Regions from separate parts of the Homo sapiens genome. Here region 2 is linked to region 1. Evidence: read pairs that join two places in POLR2A ChIA-PET (ENCODE). Cell type or tissue: OCI-LY7. All regions are shown on one strand.

Region 1 (5,000 bases):
TAGTATTTATGAAAAACTATTTTTATCTAAAAAGTGGTTAAGGCAGGAGGATCACTTGAGGCCAGGACTTTAAGACCAGCCTAGACAACATAGGGAGACCCTGTCTCTACAAAAAAAAAAAAAAAAAAAAAATTAGCTGGGCCTGGTGGCACAATGCCTGTAGTCCTGCCTACTCAGGAGGCTGAGGCAGGAGGATCCCTTGAGCCCAGGAGTTCGAGGCTGTAGTGAGCTATGACTGTGCCACTACCCTCCAGCCTGAGTGACAGAACAAGACCTCATCTCTAAAAGAAAATAAAAAATAAAGATAAAAATTAAAAGTGATCATCTGAAATGACAAAGGCATATGAGGTCAGTTTTCTGAGGGCCAAAGAAATAAAGAAAGCTACCAAAGATGTTCTGAAAATACATACACTAAAATGGGGTCAGTAAATAGGCTAGATAATAAGTATTTCAGGTTTTGTTACAAGCCATACTGTCTCCACTCCAACTATTCAACTCTGCCATTGTTGCAAAAAAGCAGTTATAGACAATACATAAATGAATGTGTGGGTGTGTTCCAATAAAACTTTACTTACAAACCAGGTGGCTGACTCTGCTAATTGTCAACTCATACACAAAAATATAGATCCACTGGTATGACAATGTTTATGTCACACCTTTGATATAAGGCTGACATGAGAAATGTTACTCTAAATGGCTGTTCTTCCACAGTAATTTCTTTTTACTTAGGAATATAAAATATTATTTGCATTTTTTTTAAAAAAAGACCTATGTTCACTTTTAAAAATTACATTTTGAAAGGAAAATTGATCTCTATAATAATCTCTAAGACCTGAGAAAGGAAACCTATGGGAAAGAGAAGAGTAGGACGAGGAGGCTAGAAGGAGGAATCCAAAAGAACCAAGGTGAACAAACATTAGCTCAAGATTTGTATTCTCAGAACTATCTGCAAAAGCTGGTAACATGCATATCGTATATAAAACACATTTGTGCCCTCAAGAAACTCATGACGTAGTTGAAGAGCAAACTTATTTTTTGCCTCTGCATTCCAAAATTTTCAAGATTAAGGGCATATGGGATTGCAAATACATTTTCTGAAGAAGCTTAAAACTTATGCTTCAAAATAAAGACACTTTTAATGAAGACTTACACTTTTATAAACAGAAAAAGACGGCATAAAATCATGTTACATCTAGAATTTATTTTATATTTCTATTCTTTTGTCCTATATCAATTCTGTATTACTATCAGTAACTATGGCTCACTACATGGGCATAGCCTCCTGAAAGAATTTATCAGAACTTTCCTGGGAATGGGGTAGGGTAGTACTGAACCGAAAAAATCCCATGATTCCTCTTCTCCTTCCTTCTCCACCCTCTGACCCCCACTTCAAGAATCCCTACTATATATCATGATCTCTCAAAGTACAAAAGATAGATTTCTCCACTGAAAAAAACTAATTCTTGAACCCTAAAATATATTGAACATAATAAATCTGCGTACCTTCCTTCAAGTAGGCTCTGTCTCCGAAAAGTTAAGTTTGTACAGTAGAAAACAAAAAATTCCCAGGTCTGCAAGCAAGAATTAAGACCAAAACCACTGTCAGGAACAGTGGTTCATGTCTGTAATCCCAGCATTTTGGGAGGCCAAGGCAGGTAGATTGCTCGAGCCCAGACGTTTGAGACCAGCCTGGGCAACATGGCGAAACCCCATCTCTACAAAAAAAATACAAAAATTAGCCAGACATGTTGGTAAATGCCTGTGGTCCCAGCTATCCAGGAGGCTGAGGTGGGAGGACACAAGCCCAGGGAAATAGAGGCTGCAATGAGCCTTGATCATGCCATTGTACTCCAGCTTGGGTGACAGAGTGAGACTGTCTAAAAAAAAAAAAGAAAAAAGAAAAAAGGAAACTACACTTCTACACCCAGGTCCATCATAAATTATATAAGTGAGGTTACTTAAATTAGGGTAATTCCTAAGCAAAAGTTATAAGTGTTTCGGGGGGGCGGGGGGGTGTGGGAATAAATAGTGCCTAAATTTATTATAATTTTAGGCTGTTCCCAAACATTTTTAAGAATCTGACTGAATTTACACCTACTTATTTTCTTAAACAACATACCTATCCAGAAGAATTCTAACTCTTTCTTGGAAGAAAATACTATTAAATCTACTACTTAAAAGTAGAAAAATAAATCACAATTCATTCACTAGGGTCAAGGAAATTAAAGACCAAAATAGACCCTAAAAAAAAATGCATATTGTAACTGTTAAGCATTACAGCCAAGAGGAATTTTAGCTTTAACATCAAAAATAAGAGGCTCCTCAGAGAGAACATTACGTGAGATTTTTATTTTTTAGCTTTTTTTTTTATAGTGAGAATGTTATGTATAGTTTTTAAAACATTAAGAACTGAAAGACATTTTCCACATATGCAAATAAACGTACCTCTAACTAGGAACTATATATATAATTTTCTCATTAGGAAAAAACAAGAGAGATTCATTAGCTTAAGCTATGATAAATAGTATATAAATTAATGAGTGAAGCTGTATTCCAATAAAATACAAGAAGAGAGCTTTAAGGTCTGGCTAAGCATCCATGACCCTACGGGCAATGAGAAATCAAATGTTTTGGGAGAGAGAAGGAAGAAACAAAGTAAACGAAGCTCTTATGGGATATTTAGTGCTTTGCAAAAGTCATTTCATATCCAGGGATACTGGGTACTGCCACAGGGAGATCAGACTGTTAGAGGACCTCAGCAAGACTCAGAGGTCTAAAAGAAGGGAAAGGAGCTGAAGGCTGTCTCCATAGTTTCAGGATGAGGGGTCAGAGAATTCAAAGCAAGTCCTGTCTTGTCTCACATGATTGTTATAGGTCCCCTACACTACCCAACCGTCCTAAGTTAAAACCAGTGCCCAAGATTACCCTACATTTTCCTACATTTTATCTAAAACTTACCGAATCTTCAGGGGGTCTCTGGATTTTTCCCCAATCCACAGAAGGCCCCTTTTCTTGCAAAAATCTATGAAATAGCTTCCGAAATCCATCCAGGTCTTTTTTGGTGTGCTGTGAAAATAGAAGTCATTGTTACAACCAGCAGAATGCTTAATATTTAATAAAAACATAAAGACAGATACAAGTTACACATTTAAAATATCGTTAAATGAAATTCTTACACCATTAGGACATGGAGGGAGCAAGACTTTTTCACATCCTAAAAGCTAATACAGGCTGGGCGTAGTTGGTGCATGCCTGTAATCCCAGCACTTTGGGAGGCTCAGGCCAGCTGATCGTTTGAGCTCAGGAGTTTGAGACCAGCCTCGGCAATATGGCAAAACCCGGTGTCTACAAAAAAAATACAAAAATTAGCCAGATGTGGTGGTGTGTGCCTGTAGTCTCACCTACTCGGGGGCTGAGGTGGGAGGATCACTTGAGCCCAGGAAGTTGAGGCTGCAGTGAGCAGAGATTGCACCACTGCACTCCAGCCTGGGTGACAGAGTGAGATCCTGTCTCAAAAACAAACAAAAACAAACAAACAAACACCATTTGTTTAATGGGAATTCCAACTGGCTCTGTACTTTTTTTTTTTTTTTTGAGACAGAGTCTTGCTCTGTTGTCCAGGCTAGAGTGTAGTGGCGCAATCTCGGCTCACTACAAACTTCACCTCCCAGGCTTAAACTACCCTCCCACCTCAGCCTCCCCAGTAGCTGGGACCACAGGCGCATACCACCATGCCTGGCTAATTTTTGTATTTTTTGGTAGAGACAGGGTTTCGCCATGTTGCCCAGGCCAGTCTCAAACTCCTGAGCTCAAGCAATCCTCCTGCCTTGGTCTCCCAAAGTGCTGGGATTACAGCTAAGAGCCACTGCGCCTGGCCGCTACACTTACTTACCAATATCTTTCTCTACTTCTCAATGAAAATTAATCTTCACTAAAAGAACAAAAAGAAATAAAACACAGCTAGCTTCAAAACATTAAGTATAAATTGAAATATAAAAATGAAAATACTAACCTATTGATTTACAAGTAAAAAAGTAAATGCCTCCCAGTTCTGGAAAACTTCTATGACAATTGTCAAAGTAGCATGGTTCTATCAGAAGTGACTCTCTGGAAAAGGCATGCAGGACATATGAAGCTAACTTCTCTCAATTACAACTGAACACAGGTATGCATTTCTCCACCCAATGACATCAAAACACAGAACAAAGTATAATTTGGTTCTGATTATTTTAATGACTTTGAAAACTTCCTAGGCTTAAATGAAAAAAAGATAATGGATTTACAAAGGGCAAATGTTAAAAGCCGGTAATTGTTAAGCAATTCTAATTTTTTTGTTTTTGATGTTATCGTACATCTTGTGCTGATTTGAGGTGATGATTATCATCATCACCGGCAGCAACTCAGCATGAAGACAGATGAAGGGAGGGGCGGGGGGGTGGAACACTGTAGAAACCTCCTTACCTCAAATTCATGTGATGATGCTGTGGTGAGTATTTTTTCTAGTTCCTTCTTCACAGATAATTCTAGCTCTTGCCGAATGACTTCTTGGAACTGAGAAGCACCATCTTGAGACATTGCTTTGCTAAGATCTTAAAACAAAAACATAAAACCACCAACTGAAAACTCCAGGAAGCCATTCAAACAGCTGGTAAGCTATAACTGATTTCTGGTATTCAGCAAATGAAAAGGGCTCAATCCCAAGGTCCCTTTATCCTGTGGCAGTAATTCAGTGGTGTCAACTAGTTAGGACTCGTTTCACTCCAGTTTCATATTCTCCACTAAACAAGAACCCCTTGAGAGGTATTGGCAATTCCAAGGTGCCTCTACTTCCCTGTATCGACGTTTTCATTTTAAAAGGAGAAGGGCATAGGGCTGCCTGCCATCTTCTGGTTCCCAATTTCAGCCAAGACTTTCCACTGCTTACGTGTGTCAGACTAGACTTTTAATGCTTTTGGCATAGCCGGGCACTTCTGTGACAGATGGATCTCACTAAAGGTGAC
Region 2 (5,000 bases), 1.2 Mb before region 1:
TCAGATCCGAGGTATTTTGAACTAAACAGAACAGCAACCAACATCCATATAAAGTAACTACAAGAAAAAAATTAAAAACCATTTTAACTAATGAAAATTCTTTCCACCAACCACAATTCCATCCAACAGCCAAAAAGCAGAGGAAAACTAACAGTATTCTTCATATGAATTAAATATCATTTAGTAAGCAGCTGTAGCTATAAAGAATACCAAAAATCAGACATTAAAAAACTCAAAATAGAAATGGACACAAAGCAGAAAACTATAAAATGAGAACTGATGAAATTCAGGAAAGAAGTAGAAGAAAAAGCCAAAATAATCTTGAGATATGGAAACTAAATTACATTGTGTCCACGGGAAAATAGGTTAGCCTTAAAAGTCAAGAAGGAACATTGAAAATAAATTTAAAACAGCCAAGAGAACCCAAAACAAATTTGGAAAAGAAGGAAAAATATTAGAAAAAAAGTGAGAGATATAGAAGATAGACAGAAGTTAACATATGCATCATTGAAGTCTCCAAAGAAAAGAAACATAACAATGAAAGAAAGCTATAACTGAAGATAGTTTTCTGGATATAAAATAAAACATGAATTTTTGGGACCAAAGGTACCTTGAGAAACACTGAGTCAGTATCATTAGCCTCAGTGAAATGCAAATCAAAACCACAATTATAGCCACTAGGATGGCTATAATAAAAAAGGTAACGTGTTGATGAAGATGTGGAGAAACTGGAACTCTCATACATGGCTGGTAAGAATGTCAAATGGAGGCTGGGCACAGTGGCTCACACCTGTAATTCCAACTCTTTGGGAGGCTAACATGGTAGGATCGCTAGGGCCCAGCAGGTCAAGGTTGCAGTGAGCTGTGATCGTGCCACTGCACTCCAGCTTGAGCAACAGGGTGAGACCTTGTCTCAAAAGAAAGGAAAAAGAAAAAGTATGTCAAATAATACAGCCCCTTTGGAAAGCAGTCTGGAAGTTTCTCAAAAGATTAAGCATAAAGTTACCATATGACCCAGCAGTTCCACTCCTATATATGTATGCAAGGTAAATTAAAACGTATGTTCATACAAAAACTTGTACATGATTGGTTATTGCAGCATTATTCACAAGAGCCAAAAAGTGGAAACAACCCAAATACCCATCAACTGATGAATGGGTAAGTAAAATACAGTATATCCATAATATGGAATGTTAAAATGGCAGTAAAATCAATGCTACAGAATGTAGACGGACATTTTTATACAATGTGGGTGAACCATGAAAACATGCCAAGTGAAAGAAGCCAGTCACAGAAGACCACATAGATGATTCCATTCGTATGACACATCCAGAATAGGCAAATCTATGGAGACGGTGGATTAGCAGTTACCTAGGGCTGCAAGAGTTGAGGGGAATAGGAAGTGACCACTAATGGGTAACAGTTTCTTTTAGGGGTAATGAACTAAATTTGATTGTTCTAAAATTGACTGTGATGATGCTTGCACAACTCTGAATAAACTAAAACCATAGAACTGTGTACTGTAAATGGGTGAACTGTATGGTAGGGAAATTAGATCTCAATAAAGCTGTTTTTTTTAAAAAAAAGATATAGAAGTCAACTTGAAGGACTTTTTTTTTTTTTTCTTTTTTTTTTTTTGAAACAGAGTCTTGCTCTTTCTCCCAGGCTGGAGTGCAGTGGCATGATCTCAGCTGACTGCAACCTCTGCCTCCCAGGTTCAAGTGATTCTCCTGCCTCAGCCTGCTGAGTTATAGGTACTTGCCACCACACCCGGCTAATTTTTTTTTTTTTTTTCCAGTAGAGACAGGGTTTCACCATGTTGGCCAGGCTGGTCTCAAACTCTTGACCTCTGGTGATCCATCTGCCTCAGCCTCCCAAAATGCTGGGATTATAGGCATGAGCTACCACACCTGGCCTTGAAGGACTTTTTCATTGGCCAAATTTGGGACAATCTGCAAATAAAAAATAATGTTAATTACGATTTAATTACATTTTAAGTATAATTGTATTTAAGTATATTTGAGATAATTATATACTTAAATGTATAATTAACTTCAACATAATTAGGTATATAGTTAAGTATATATGCTTAATATATGATTATATTTAAAATATGTTTATATATTAAATATATTAACAAGTATATTAATATATAGTACTATATAATAAATATGTTTAACATAATATATAAATATATAATAAATGTATTAAATGTTAATGTAAAATAAATATTTGTAATCTATAATTATAATTGATTATAATATAATAATTTTTTGAAAATCATGGTCCATAGTCAATCTCAAACAAAACATAAGAAAACAAAGAGAGAAAAAGAAAAGCTCATCTTTACAGAGTGATAACTGTAAGAGGAATGTTAGATTAGACAATTACCCTTTTGGAAACTCAAATGTAATAATTAACCAATTAACCAAGATAAGGATTACTAATGAATGCTAAAACTATTGGGAAAAAAGTTTCTGGGAACAAGGTATTCACACAGACTCCCAAGTATTGCCCCACTGATTATTTACTAATTACAAAAGGGAAATTATGCATTTATAATGGAAAGATCAAACAATTACCACCATAACCAAGTGATCAAACATCACCAATAATGGGACTACCAGACATGTGCCTCCTAAGTAGAATTCTTTCCAAAAATATTTAACCTAACTTCCTGCTTACAGGAAATACAGTAGATACTGGTATAAGATGAACACCATTAGGAAGTAATCATCTCCAGAATATGGGATATTATGTAGCTGCACCAGACCAGTTTGGTTCAACTTTTATGTAACAAAAGTTATGAGTTGTTTTTCAGTTGCTAATGGAGCTTCAGGTCATGTAACCTGAGCAGGCCCAGGTGAACCAAGTGTGTAGCCACAGGGGGGAACCTAAGTGCTCAGAGGAGCAGGGACTGAATTAGGAAGTTGACACTGCATGGCTGGATCTACGATGCAATCAGATTGAGCTCTGGCATCACTCATTAGCAGGATCCAGTGAGATCATGCCTCTTGGCATTACCTCATTGCAAGATCCAGTCAGATCATGCCTCATTACCCTATGCTTATAAAACCTGACACAGCCTGGAGCTCAGGGAGGCATTGCTTTGGGAGCTATCTATACCCAGTGTTCTTTTTACTAGTTGTAAGTAATAAAATCCTCTTGTTAAATCCTCCTTGGTTGTGGCCATTGGTTGTTACTTACCAAGTGACCTAGCCCACCTGTTGTGTGGGCAACAGTTGTACAAAACAATTGGCCTGAACTCTTCAAAAATGTCAACAGTATGGAAAAAAATACCCAGTAATAAATGGTATTGGAAGGAATGGTTCTAGATTAAAAGAGACTAAATAGATAATAACCAAAAACAATACAGGAAACTTGAGTGGATAGTGGAGCAGGAAAAAAAAGAGCTATAAAAGGTATTTGGGGGATAACTGGAGAGAGTTGAATTTGGGCTGATATTAGATGATATTATAGCACAATTGTTAAATTTGAGGGGCGGTGATGGCATTGTGGTTATGTGGAAAAATATTTTTATTCTTAGGAGATACATGCTGCAGTAATTAGAGGTGAAATGTTATAATATCTTTGTATTAGTCTGTTTTCACACTGCTGATAAAGACATACCTGAGACTGGGTAATTTACAAAAGAAAGAAGTTTAATGGACTTACAGTTCCACGTGGCTGGGGAGGCCTCACAATCATGGTGGAAGGTGAAAGGCACGTCTCACATGGCAGCAGACAAGAGGAGAGAACTTGTGCAGGGAAACTCCCCTCTTTAAAACCGTCAGATCTTGTGAGACGTATTCACTACCACAAGAACAGCATGGGAAAAACCTGCCCCCATGATTCAATTACCTCCCACAGGTTCTTCCCACAACTTGTGGGAATTCAAGATGAGATTTCGGTGGGGACACAGCCAAACCATATCAATCTTTAACTTAATTTTGGTTGTTTAACAAACAAAACTGTATATCTGTATTTGTAGCTATCTATCTAAGGGGGAGCACGTGCAAATGTGATAAAATGTTAGTAATTGATGAATCTGTAGTTGGCAGACTCTAAGTTGGCACTCAGTGAATTCTGACCTTCCCTCCTGGAATTCACACCTTGTGTAATCCTTTTCCCTTGAGTAAGGGCTGGGTTTAGAGACTGGCTTCTAGCAAACAGCATGTGGGAGGTTCCTTCCATAATTGAATTCTCTCTCCTTCAATTGCTCAGATGGAGATGGGCTGCCATGTTGTGAGCTGCCCCATGGGGAAGAGGCTCACATGTGAGGAACTGAGGGAGGCCTCCAGAAAACAGCCAGTGAAGAACTGAGACCCTCAGTCCAATAGCCTATGAGGAACTGAATCCTGCTGACAACCATATGAATGAGCTTGGAAGCAGATCCTTCCCCAGTGAAGCCTTCATGTGAGACTGCAGCCCACTTGACACTTTGATTTGTAGCTTGTGACAGACCCCAAGCCAGAAGAGTCAGGTAAGCAGTGCCTGCACTCCTGACCCATGGCAACTGGCATGATAAATGTTTTTTCCCATGAAGCTATGTTTTAGAGTAATTTGTTTTGCAGCAATAGATAACTAATTCACTAGGTAAAGGTTATATCCATTGTAATCTTTCAACTTTTCTGTAGATTTGCAGTTTTATGTGCTGACAGGTGAACACACTGCTGTTGGCACCATGGCCACTGCATACTACGTGCTGTCATGCTAACATTTGATGCTGCAGCAGTAAGTTATTTCTCAATTGATTCTGAGTCTCTGGTTCACTAGCAGGATCATGTGCCCAAGCTCCAGCTTCCAAGGTGTGAGGCCAGAAAGTACCTGACCCTCTCAGCTTCCACAGTGGGAATTGTGGCCCTGTCTCTCAAATAGGGAGGTATTCAGACACTGAGTAGATGAAAAAAAAAAAAGAAAAGAAAAAAAAAGGTGGGGGGGGGCGGTTGGTAAGAAAAGAAAAAGGAAAAGAGGGGGGAGAAAGTGAAAAGAAGAGAAAC

Evidence for each region. Peaks named below come from ENCODE experiments on the same cell type or tissue, not always from the same donor. Only the 100,000 strongest peaks of a DNase experiment are listed, where the experiment ranks them.
Region 2: POLR2A ChIA-PET joins it to region 1 with 5 read pairs; 3 of 35 experiments call an interaction of 5 or more read pairs at or near these places.

Annotation. Positions count from the first base shown.
Region 1 is chr2:63,855,895-63,860,894 of GRCh38, reverse strand. It overlaps UGP2 (UDP-glucose pyrophosphorylase 2), which reads right to left. Exons shown (of 10, transcript NM_006759.4): 2 at 4,462-4,589; 3 at 2,959-3,066. Among named protein-coding and RNA genes, the nearest start is that of UGP2, 16 kb to the right of the region's middle. In OCI-LY7, no CTCF peak of the experiment used is centred here; no DNase peak of the experiment used is centred here.
Region 2 is chr2:65,047,437-65,052,436 of GRCh38, reverse strand. LINC02576 (long intergenic non-protein coding RNA 2576) reads right to left here. Exons shown (of 3, transcript NR_183398.1): 3 at 1-57. Among named protein-coding and RNA genes, the nearest start is that of CEP68, 6.5 kb to the left of the region's middle. RefSeq lists a silencer at 1,796-1,968. In OCI-LY7, no CTCF peak of the experiment used is centred here; a DNase peak (open chromatin) is centred at 2,948.